3 separate regions of the Homo sapiens genome follow, and all the other regions are linked to region 1. Evidence: chromatin contacts called from ENCODE Hi-C or POLR2A ChIA-PET data. All regions are on one chromosome and are shown on one strand. Each heading gives the region's core, a stretch centred on a gene start or an enhancer-like site at or near the end of the contact. The rest is flanking DNA. Distances are from core to core; before and after follow the strand shown. Region 1 holds the start of EXOC6 (exocyst complex component 6). Region 2 holds the start of BMPR1A (bone morphogenetic protein receptor type 1A). Region 3 holds the start of SLC25A28 (solute carrier family 25 member 28).

Region 1 (3,547 bases), core at 103-2,602:
TGAGTCATTTTAAGCTACTCAATTTGTGGTGATTTGTTAAAGCAACAATGGAAAACTCATACACCATGGGACAGCAATATGAGGCAGACACTGCCATTGTCATTTACAGTCATTTAACTGACATATAAAAGAACTAGGTTCTTGCCCAATGTCACACAGCTGTCAAGTGATATTAATCCAAGAATTAATGTCTTCGGACACTGGTCTTCAGAGCTCATGCTCTAACTATTGCACAATACCACCTCCCAGGATGTTTGTGGGGAGGAGGCTGGAGGTAGGTTTCAAGTAAAAGCTCACTAAGGGTGAGTGAGTTACACAGCTGGATAAAGAGCTTGGTTGACTCAAAGGGAAGCTTTTCAAAGCCCTGGATTAATGTAGAGCAGAAAGTAGTTGTTCCTCAGGCTAGGTTTCCATTCTGTTCCTGTTTAGTCTTCCTTCCTCCCTGCTTTGATCATGACAAACTGGTTTACTCAGTGTCCCACAAACATGTCATTAAGCACGACTTTTTTCTACACTGATACCTTTGTCCAAGCCTCCCTGCCTCTCTCTCCCACCTCCCTGCTGCTAACCCCCTTTCAAGAGCTCTCACCCCTTCTCAACCCAGCTACTCTGACCTGGGGGCACCTGAGTTCACGGACTTTGGTATGAATTACACATCGCCCTGGGCCTTTTTTTTTTTTTTTTTTTTTGGTATCTCTGCCATCAAGTGTCTTAACTTCTCATCATTTAATTTTTTATGTCGCTTATAATTTATTTCCAAGTTGACTGGCCGCTGTGGACTTCTTGCAGGCGGGGACATGAATCCACCTGGAGCGGTCTTCATGGTCAACTGGGATCTTTATTCGTTCCTAAAATAAATCTTACTATCACATGCAATTTTGCTTTTCGTGAGTGCATGTTTTCCTTTCTCTGACTCCCCACGACCCAGAGTACATCAGGCCCTTGTTAAATGTCCCCGTGGCTCTTATTACAGATTCAGGGTGATGATCTGAGTGTCCACCTTGCTGATTACTACGGTACCCCCGCGTGTGGCACAGGGTGTGGCACACACAGAAGACAAGGAGATATGTTAAAGCCCAAAGGCCAGGCACAAGACGCCCAGGAGGGACTAGTCGCGAGAGAGGGCAGGAGGCCAGCTGGGTACCCGGCCGCCGCCCGTAGCCCCAGCTCACAGCCCCCGCTCACTCCTGCAGGTGCGGGGGCGGGAACCGGGTCGCGCGCCTTCTGCCCGGCGTTCCGCGCGCCCCCGCGCCGCCGGCCCGAGCGCCCCGCCCCCGCCCCGCCCCTTCGCGCTCGCGCCACTTGGAGCTCGCCCCCGTCGTTCCCGCGGCGCCGCGCCTCGCTGGCTCCTCAGCTTCCAGCCAAAATGGCGGAGAACAGCGAGAGTCTGGGCACCGTCCCCGAGCACGAGCGGATCTTGCAGGAGATCGAGAGCACCGACACCGCCTGTGTGGGGCCCACCCTCCGGTAAAGATCTCATCCCACCGGGACTTCGGCCCCCCGCCCCACGCCGGCCGCTCCTCACGAGCCGGGCGGGGCGTCCGCCGCCGGCCGCGCGCGAAGCTCCCCGACAGGTGGTGCGCGCGGGGGCGGGCGGGGGCGCTCGCGGGTGGCGGAACTCTAGCCGGTACCCGGGCGGGACCGAGAAGGCGGCTGCACCTGTCGGCGCGGCCTGCCTCCACCGCTGTAGCTGTCACCCCGCAGCCGGTGGGTGTGGCTGCTGCAGGGTCTCTAACCCCGGGCCCCGCGCTGCGGCCCCGCGTTCTCCTCCTGGCTGCGGCCCCCGGGCCCGAGGACACTTCTGGGGCCTGCCCCCGTCTCGCTCGTGGTGGGGCTGAGGGCTGCTCGGCCGCGGGCATGCCAGGCTAGGGTCGACAGCAGGCACCCGGCGTGACGGAGGTGCCAGGTCGCGCGCGGGTGGAAAGCCTGGCGCGCCGGGCTGCCGCGGGCGTGGGAGAATTGAAATTGAGCGGGAGACGCCGGCCCGCTTTCCCCCTACTCCCCCGCGCGGCCGCAGTGGGCGAGAAGAGAGCGTGGGCTGGAGAAGAGAGCGTGGGCTGGAGGAGAGCAGCTGCTTGCTGCTTGGGAACACGCTAGGGTGACCCTGCGCTCGCGGGATCTAAGCTGCTTTGGAGGCAGAACAGCTTTTACTTATTTACAAACATTTCATTAAAATTGCATTAATTTTTCCGTTTAAATCGAGTTCCTCCCCATTCATTTTAAGAATAGTACTAGGTAATGCATATTCCATGCCAAACTGAGTACCTGCTGTTCCAATAGAATATTATTAGCCAGGCAACGTAATGAGCCATGGGTTAGGTTAGGCACTGTCTTCAAGAATAAGTTCCTTTTACATATAAGGTTTCATCTTTTGGAGTGATAATAATGATAAATGAAGTTATTATTCACTTAGGGAACTTGAGACTGATTATGCTTTATCATTAGTATTCTTCAGAATACACTTCCTAGAATAGAGCGCTGTACAGTTTGTGGACCTGTGAATATAGTGTAAATTGAAGCCAGTTCAAGTTATGTAAATACACCTTGCCCTTAAGAGTCAGGAGGCCTGGGTTCTTGTTTTGCCCTAATTCTGCCTCTGATGAAATGTGCAGTCATGGAAAAAAATTATTTAACCTCTCTGGATCTCGGTTTCCTTATTTGTAGAATGGGGAGGGGAGAGTATTCAGATGCCCAGGAAACTCAGAACATTAGGGACCTTGCCTATTTGTTCACTACTGTATCCCTAACACCAAGCATGTGGTAGGCATGTTATAAATTTTTGTCACATAAGGTTTCTGCTATGATATGATAATGCATAATTAGTGCATTTCCTTAATTTTCCAACATTATTATTTCTTTTAATAAACTGTATACTTGGTAATGAAAGAAGTAAGATTAAAAGGAAGCTTTGTTTTCATCACTGCATCTTGAAACTGAGAGTGCAGTGTGTGATAAAGTTACTAGAGTAGTTTATTTGTGAAAATAGTACTGGTTATGAAGGAGGTGCTTCATCTTAGGAAAATGTGCTAGGTAGTGTCCTTGAAAAAAGATGAAATTAACTTAGAAGAAAAATTTGAAATATATTGAGAGATTTTTGGGACACTCAGGAACAGAATATGTGTATTCATAGTGTTATTCTGTTCTTTTTTGCTGGGCAGTTGTTTCAACTGGCTCATTTTGTTTGAACCCACTCTCTTTTCTTTAGCAATCCCTGGTGACTCATACTTATCCCATATATATGTATATTTGTGTCTCATTTATAAGCAGACGCTTTTTGCACACATATAGAGGGTACTGCTAGCAGTCTTTTCTCTTGAACATTGTTTAAGCTACTACTATTTTTTCCCTTTTTTTTCAGGTTTCACGAAGTGAAGTGTTAATATTGCATTTTTAAAAACCATTTATTATGGAAAAATTTTAAATGTTTAAAAAAGTAAAATAGTGTAATGAACCACCATGAACTGTCATCTAGCTTCAATTCATTCCCTGGCCAGTCTTGTTTGATCTCTTCCCTTATCTACTCCCTATCATCTTGGATTATTTTGAA
Region 2 (3,343 bases), core at 170-2,669, 6.1 Mb before region 1:
ATGACAGAGGCTATCTGCAGCATTAAGGGCAAAGGCGGGTAAAAGAAGAAAAGGGAGACAGAATAAAAGATAAACCAAAAAATTGAAACAAAATACACGGGAATTCAAACATTTATACCAGAATATAAGGGAATACCCTGGAATCTAAACACCTCTTCAGGCAAGAATGTGTGTCAATACAAATGCCTGGCACATTGTTTTCCTTCCCCCTTTCTTTTTACCCAGTTTACCCAGTTTTAAAAGTGATTTTTTAAAATGCACCTTTAAAAGAACATCTTTTGTTAAGTGACTTAAACTTGATACATTTCTTGGATTACTAAGGAGGTTAAAGTCACATTTGGTGAAAAAGGGGCCTATCTCCTCTTTCCTCACATACGGGTCATCGAATACTTTTAAAAGCATTTTCCACCATGAATGAGGGGAAATGGAAGAAAAGAGGTGGTGACAATTATTTGCATTTTCCAAATGGACGGAATGAGCCTCCGGAGGGTACACGAGGTCACCAGCGTGAGCCCGCGGTGGAGCTGGAGGCGTATTTATAGCTGGCTGACCTCAGTCCTGTTGGGCCCTCGCCGCTCCTTATCTTATGCCGCTGGAATTCGCGGGCTCGCAGGTCACAGGAGCCCGGGCGCGCCGGGCCTGGCGCTCCCGAATCGATGAGGGAAGCCGCTCTCCCCGGCAGATCCTCCCGGCCGGGGAGCCTCCATCACCCTGCCTGCGCCTCGGCACGCTGGCAAGGAGCCCGGGAAGAGACGCCGGGAGCGGTGGGTGGGCGAGAAACAAATGCAATGTGACTTATATTTTTCTTTGTCGCAACTACCACGACCTGGCCATCCCCCACCTTGGTGACTTGGTGCCTTCCCAGCGACCTTATTTCACGCCAGCTGACTGGCGTTCACCGCAGTGTGAGTGTCGGCCGGAGGAGGGGTCCACGCGAAAGAGCCCGCGAGAGTGGGGATATCCGGCCCCGAAGGCCGGAGCGGGCGTCCAGGGCGCCGATGGCCGCAGCGCCCGGCAGCCGTGTCCACGCTCCCCTCCGCCGCGTTCCATCGCGTGCTACCTACGGCGTCTGCGGGAAGCTACCCGGGCGGCAGCTGTGGGGCTGGCTTGTGGGGAGGGGCCGGCGGGCCCGCGCGGAGGAGCAGCCCCGACTCCCGCCCGCACCAGCAGCTCGGCGCCCCCTTGCCGGCGGCTGGCCCTCCTCCCCGGCAACTGGGCGCCGGGCTCCGCGAACTCTTCGGGCGCTTCCGCCGTGCGCTCGGCTCTTTTCGTGTCCGGGGCGGGGCGGGGCAGGCGCCCGTGGTCGGGTGCGCGCGGCGCGGGCGGGGGCCTTCCCAGTGCGCGCGCGCCGTGCAAGGCCCGCGGACGCCCGCCCCTCCCCCAGGCCCCCGCACCCGCGCCGCCCCCTCCCCTCCTGGCAAGAGTCGGCGGCGGTGGCGGCGGCCGCTGCAGAGATTGGAATCCGCCTGCCGGGCTTGGCGAAGGAGAAGGGAGGAGGCAGGAGCGAGGAGGGAGGAGGGCCAAGGGCGGGCAGGAAGGCTTAGGCTCGGCGCGTCCGTCCGCGCGCGGCGAAGATCGCACGGCCCGATCGAGGGGCGACCGGGTCGGGGCCGCTGCACGCCAAGGGCGAAGGCCGATTCGGGCCCCACTTCGCCCCGGCGGCTCGCCGCGCCCACCCGCTCCGCGCCGAGGGCTGGAGGATGCGTTCCCTGGGGTCCGGGTGAGTTGGGAGTGCGCGTGCGGACCGGAGGGGCTGGCCGCAGCGGGGAGGCCAGAGGGGCTCGGGCGAGGCTGCAGAGGCAGCTGGGCGCGCGGTGGCCGGAGCCAGGGGCTGCCCGGCCCGGCCCCGGCAGCTCCGCAGGCCTCGGCGCGCGCTGGGCCGGGACCGCCCAGCCAGAGACCCACGGCACCCCGCGCCGCGTCCCCCGCCGGCCCCTCTTTTGTCTCCCACTCGCGGGTTGCAGGCCGAGTTTGGGGATGCGGAGTGGGCGAAAGTCGCTCCGGGGACGCTTCTGGAATCCTTAAATGGGAAAGGCGCTCACCTCCCCGCCCCGGAGCGGCGAGGCTGATATTTGTGATTTGGCTCCGGACGCTGTGGGGAGGAACAGGGGAGAACAAAATGAGTTTCGGGCGGGGGTCGAGTGAGAGGAGCAGCCGGCCCGCCCCCGAGTCCCCGCGGGAAGGGGCCCTGGCCCCCGAGCTCCCGGAGCTGCTTCACCTGTTGTCCTGCGCGGCCTCCGCTCCGTGGCCTGGTGATTCCGTACTTCAGTTTTGGAAAACTTTCTGCTGGATTGCCTGGACCCTTTTTTCTCTTTCCAGACTCCTAGTGGAAAGATTTGGCAAGGAAAAAAAAATGAGCTTGCGTCAGGGAAGAAAAATAATATGCTGTGTGTTAGGGTCTGGCGTTTGAGCGTGGTACTCTTTCATGCTCTCAGATGTTTTAATTTGGTCAAACTCCTGCAGGTTTTCTCTTTTAAGCGGTTAACAAACTGTTCAGAGTACATAGTATGAACTTGGCACCTGTGTTACGTCATTTAATCCTTACAACGATTCTGGTTTATTGTATTCCTCATTGTTTTAGGGGAAGAAACCGAGTCGCAAAGAGGTTAACTAACTTGTCTAAGGGAGCTGGGATTTGAACCCAGGAACATCGTATTCTGGCAAACGAATTAGGAAGAAAAAAAACCAAAACTGTTTGCAAACACTTTTACGTTTAGGAACATTTTTCAGTTACTCTTACTTGAAATTATCGCTATTTTGTTGCTGGAGTTGAAAACAACTACTTTATTGTATTTACTTGTGAGAGGAGTTAAACTTTGAATTAGAGTGTAACTTAATGCGTCTCATTGTTTTCAGTTGTTGAAATAAAGAATGTGAACCAGAATTATTTAGATTTTTAAATTTGAAGCTAAAATATGGGCAATTCTCTGATCTAGGAATGGGGTGAGTGTATGAAAGGCCGATTGAAATGTAGAATGCGTTTTTAGTAGAACCAGACTCAGTTCTTGTTTAATTTTTCCTCCATTTTCCGTGGAGCCCACTTTAAACTTTTTCTACTTTCTTCACTTCTCCCCACCCTTTACAGAAGAGGTTGAGGCACTTAGCAGGAGCTCCTTCATTAAATTCCTTCTGTTACTGGCTTCTTAACCTTCCGTCAAAGAGGGAGAATTTTTTTTTTTTTTTTTGTCTTTCTTATTAGTTAACACCTTGGGGTTTTTTTCCTTTCCTTCTAATTTTCCTGCTTAGTGGAGCGTGAGTTATTTTCTCTGTCGTATTTGGGTTCTTTAAAGTACAAATGTTCTTAAGATTTTTTCAGTTTACAAAAACCTTTTCTTAAGTCTGC
Region 3 (3,440 bases), core at 585-3,084, 6.8 Mb after region 1:
ACAGTTTATTTCTATTTCTCCCAATTGACAAGGACATTTAACATTCTAATGTCCATTTTAGTCAAGTGCATTTACCCCGTTTTCAATGGATATGGCCCTTGTTAGGAGTTACCTTGTGTTAAAATACTCCTGCCAGTTTGCTGTCATTCACAAAGCTTAATGAGCGCTCCCCCCATTTCCTTATCCACATTCTAATGAAAAACATGAAACAGTACTGGAACCAAAGGGAAGTAAAAGGGATCTACTTTGCCTTTCCCAAGTTGATTCTCTCCTCCTTTTGAATACATAACACTTTCCTGATTTGAAGAGAAAACATACATCAAAAAGCTGCCAGGTCACTGTTTGACTATTACCCTTCACATGTAAAGGAGGCATCGGTCTTTGTCATATCAACAGTCCCCTCTAGTTTACCTCTCCCTCAATTCAGTCCTCACCTTTAATGGCTGGCACCTTTACTAATGTACAAGAATAAGAACTGTAAAGAACAATAATCTGTTTCTTTCTTCACCCAGCTTTCTTCAGAAGGACCTGACTTCAGTACACATAAATCATCCTGCTTGGTTGTGAATGCAATTAGTTTTACTTTCACAAGAATCGTGTCCTCTTGTTGATCTCTTTCCATTTTCTTCATACTTACATCTACTTTCTAATACCGTCACACTTCCTTTCTAGGCAACTTCTCCCTTTTTGCCAACTTCAGGTGGCCAAAGAAATATGCTATCAGTTTCATCTCTCTTGTTTGGAGGCTGATGTGCTCCCTGAACATACAGTCCTAATCCCAGCTCAATTTTCATGTTCAGGAAATAGGTGGGGTATCATGCTTGCTTCACAGAGAAACTGAAACCTATTCCTGAATACGATCTTTCCCACATTACTTCCAGTCTGGAATTCTGCATTCTCACTGCACAATGATTTCCAATCACTCATGTGTTAAGATTTAACATGTAAGTCCTTTATCTAGCTGAGAGATCCCAGATTCGGGTTCCTGCCCCGTCAGTAAGGGAAGATACAGCAAGGAGTTTGTAAAAGCACTAGCCCAGAAAACATCTCAAGCCGTTAGATCCATTTCAGGGTCTGGTTCACGCCAGTTGGCTTCACCTTAATCGAGTTAGTAGCACTTACCTGAGCTTCGGGATACCCCATCCCACCCTATTCCTGTTTAGTCCCAGGTGGGGTCCAGGGCTTTGGCTGACAGATTTTCGATCCTGAGTCCCGATTCAGATTTCACTGACGGTTAGAAATAGGTCCTGGTTCCTGACTGGGATCAACTCCCAGCTGGGACCTTGCTTGAATGGAGTGTCGGTTCGAATCATGTGGTAGTGGCAGGAGCCAGGAAGGAACCCATGTCGGCTCCGGCTCTCAGCCGGGATCCTGGCTCCGGACAAGACCCAGGGGTCGGGTCAGCCCCAGGTCGGGTTCGAAGCCGGGTGCAGGTCTCACCTTGACGCAGTCGATGGGGTACATCACGCAGTGCTCCAGGATCCCTGCCACGGCGCCTGCCACCATGTGCGTGGTGACAGTGGCTCCAGCCGGCAGCGCCTCGTAGTCCGGGCCGGAGTCCGGATCTTGTCGTACCGGGGGCCTGCAGGCCCCGGCCTCCCCGCCGCCGGCCCCCCGGCCCACGCCCCGCTGCAGCCACCCGTCCAGCAGCGCCGACTCCCCGGGGCTCCGCCCGGGCCCTGCCGCCGGCCCCCCCGCCACACCGCCAGCACCCCGCCCCTCCAACTCCATCCACCCGGGCCAGCTGCGGCGCCCACCCCCGCCGCCGCTGCCACCACTGCCGCCGCCGCCCCCCGGCCCCGTAGTGTCCGCCTCAGGCGCGGCCCAGAGAGCCCGGGGCCTCCGGCTCCCGCTTGGCCCCGCGGACACGCCCCCCAAGCAACCATTGGTGGAGACGCCAAGTTAGACCCACCCCTTTCCTTACGTACGAAAAATCAGCCGGTAGTATTAGCGAAGTCGCCTGTCATTCCTCCGCCCTGAGGCGTTGCTAGCGCCTACATCCCACCTTTTCCCCTTTGATCTTAGAAGCTTCTTGTTTATTGGTCACTGATTGGCCGACATGTGCGATCAACCCGCCTCTGACTTTTAGAAGGGCGGGAGAAACTTAAGGCTGAACTTTGATAGGCTCAACCACTCTTGATACTTTGACCGCGGCCATTGGCCCGCACCACGTCGGTCCCCGATTGGCTACAGAAAGAGCGACGCGCCCAGGGACTCTAGGGGCCGACTTCGGGCCCCTCACTAGCGCCTGCAGAGCTGCGGTCCCTGTGCGCGGGATCGCGTCGGGGGCGGGGCGGCGACAGGCCTTCAACGTCAAACTGCTGACGGGCGCCGTTACGACCCGCGCTCCCGTGCGCTCCTCAAATTCTGAGACGCGTGGCTGGAGAGCGGGCGGCCCTGGCCCCGGAGAGCCGTGTTCCCGCGGGATCTCGTCGCGGGCGTGAGGCGGGGCCGGCCTGGGCCGGTCATCCCTGGCTGGCGCGACCCGCAGCCTGTCCGGGAAGCCGTTGCGACATGCGGGCTGGGAACCGCCTCACCTCCAGGGGGGACCGCGGCGGCCCGCTAGACTCTGGTCGGGTCTGGAGTATTGGGCCCTCTGGCCGGACTCGGTGCTCCTCAGGCCCCAGCGCCCGGCACTGAGCCTCGCATCCACATTCGCAGAGTAAACCCAACAAGTGTTGAATGAATGAGGTTCCCCGGGCCCCGGCTGTCACTGGGCTCTGCGCCAGGCCAAGAGCCGAAGGCGGGGGAGGAAGATGTCGAAATGGGCGGGATGATTCACAGATGACGGCCGGTGGCGAGGCGGGGCTGGAGGCCGCATCCCAAAGGCAGCAGGGAAGTGCGGCGGCTGTGGGGAAGCTCGGACGCACGGCCTGGCCGAGTCTGAAGCATCAGTATTTTGTCCCTGAGCCGGCGCGCTGATGGGTCCCCCGCCTGGCGATGAGGGCTTCTCCCTCCCTCGGGTCAGCCCGGGTCCTGAGAGGCAAGGCCAGCGATTCCCGGCCTTAGGACCTCCTGCTCTAGGGAGCACGGGCGTCTTCTTCCATTTGCCTTCCCCGAGCGTGTTGGCACAAGCTGCCCGCGGTTTCCAGCTCTGTCTTCTCTGTTTTACCCAGATGATGCAACTGTGGACTTCTCCATCTGTTCATAGGTTTTCCTTGGATAGGAAAGATGTTTTCCTTTTTTCTTTCTAAAGTTTAGCTCTTCTCTGGGCTTCCTTTTTAAAAACTTTTTCTACTCTCTTCAGCAGTTGTTATTAACCTTTAGGTCGCGACCGTTTGGAAAATAATAAAACTACGAATTCTCTTCTCCTACTTCCACCTCCCATCCCCTGTGTGCACTCAAAATTTTGCATATCATTTCTGCGTTTCAGAGTCCCTGAAGGTGCCATGTGGACACCCTAGGGGTCCATTAACCTGGTTAACCTCTCCCTGGCCGGC

What was found. A loop is a pair of places that touch in the nucleus more often than their neighbours do. ChIA-PET counts read pairs that join two places held with the same protein, here RNA polymerase II (POLR2A). Pooled maps may share reads with other maps.
Region 2: a map of CD4-positive, alpha-beta T cell shows a loop between it and region 1 (21-fold over the local background). The contact joins the promoter of BMPR1A here to the promoter of EXOC6 in region 1. A Hi-C loop is called at or near these places in 3 of 168 maps with a recorded cell type or tissue (CD4-positive, alpha-beta T cell, CD8-positive, alpha-beta T cell and naive thymus-derived CD4-positive, alpha-beta T cell) and 6 of 50 pooled maps. POLR2A ChIA-PET finds 5 or more read pairs at or near these places in 1 of 52 experiments (T-cell).
Region 3: a loop to region 1 is called in a map of naive thymus-derived CD4-positive, alpha-beta T cell, with 18 times the contacts of the local background. The contact joins the promoter of SLC25A28 here to the promoter of EXOC6 in region 1. A Hi-C loop is called at or near these places in 1 of 168 maps with a recorded cell type or tissue (naive thymus-derived CD4-positive, alpha-beta T cell) and 4 of 50 pooled maps. POLR2A ChIA-PET finds 5 or more read pairs at or near these places in 1 of 52 experiments (T-cell).

What each region holds. Positions count from the first base shown.
Region 1 is chr10:92,847,168-92,850,714 of GRCh38, forward strand. EXOC6 (exocyst complex component 6) reads left to right here and starts at 1,353. Exons shown (of 22, transcript NM_019053.6): 1 at 1,353-1,467. The coding sequence starts at 1,367. RefSeq lists silencers at 1,170-1,319, 1,460-1,799.
Region 2 is chr10:86,755,200-86,758,542 of GRCh38, forward strand. BMPR1A (bone morphogenetic protein receptor type 1A) reads left to right here and starts at 1,420. Exons shown (of 13, transcript NM_004329.3): 1 at 1,420-1,720. RefSeq lists a silencer at 933-1,902.
Region 3 is chr10:99,618,605-99,622,044 of GRCh38, forward strand. SLC25A28 (solute carrier family 25 member 28) reads right to left here and starts at 1,835. Exons shown (of 4, transcript NM_031212.4): 1 at 1,441-1,835. The coding sequence starts at 1,731. It overlaps SLC25A28-DT (SLC25A28 divergent transcript), which reads left to right and starts at 2,241. Exons shown (of 1, transcript NR_186534.1): 1 at 2,241-3,314. RefSeq lists enhancers at 1,061-1,643, 2,227-2,809, 2,810-3,391 and silencers at 1,526-1,685, 2,416-2,575.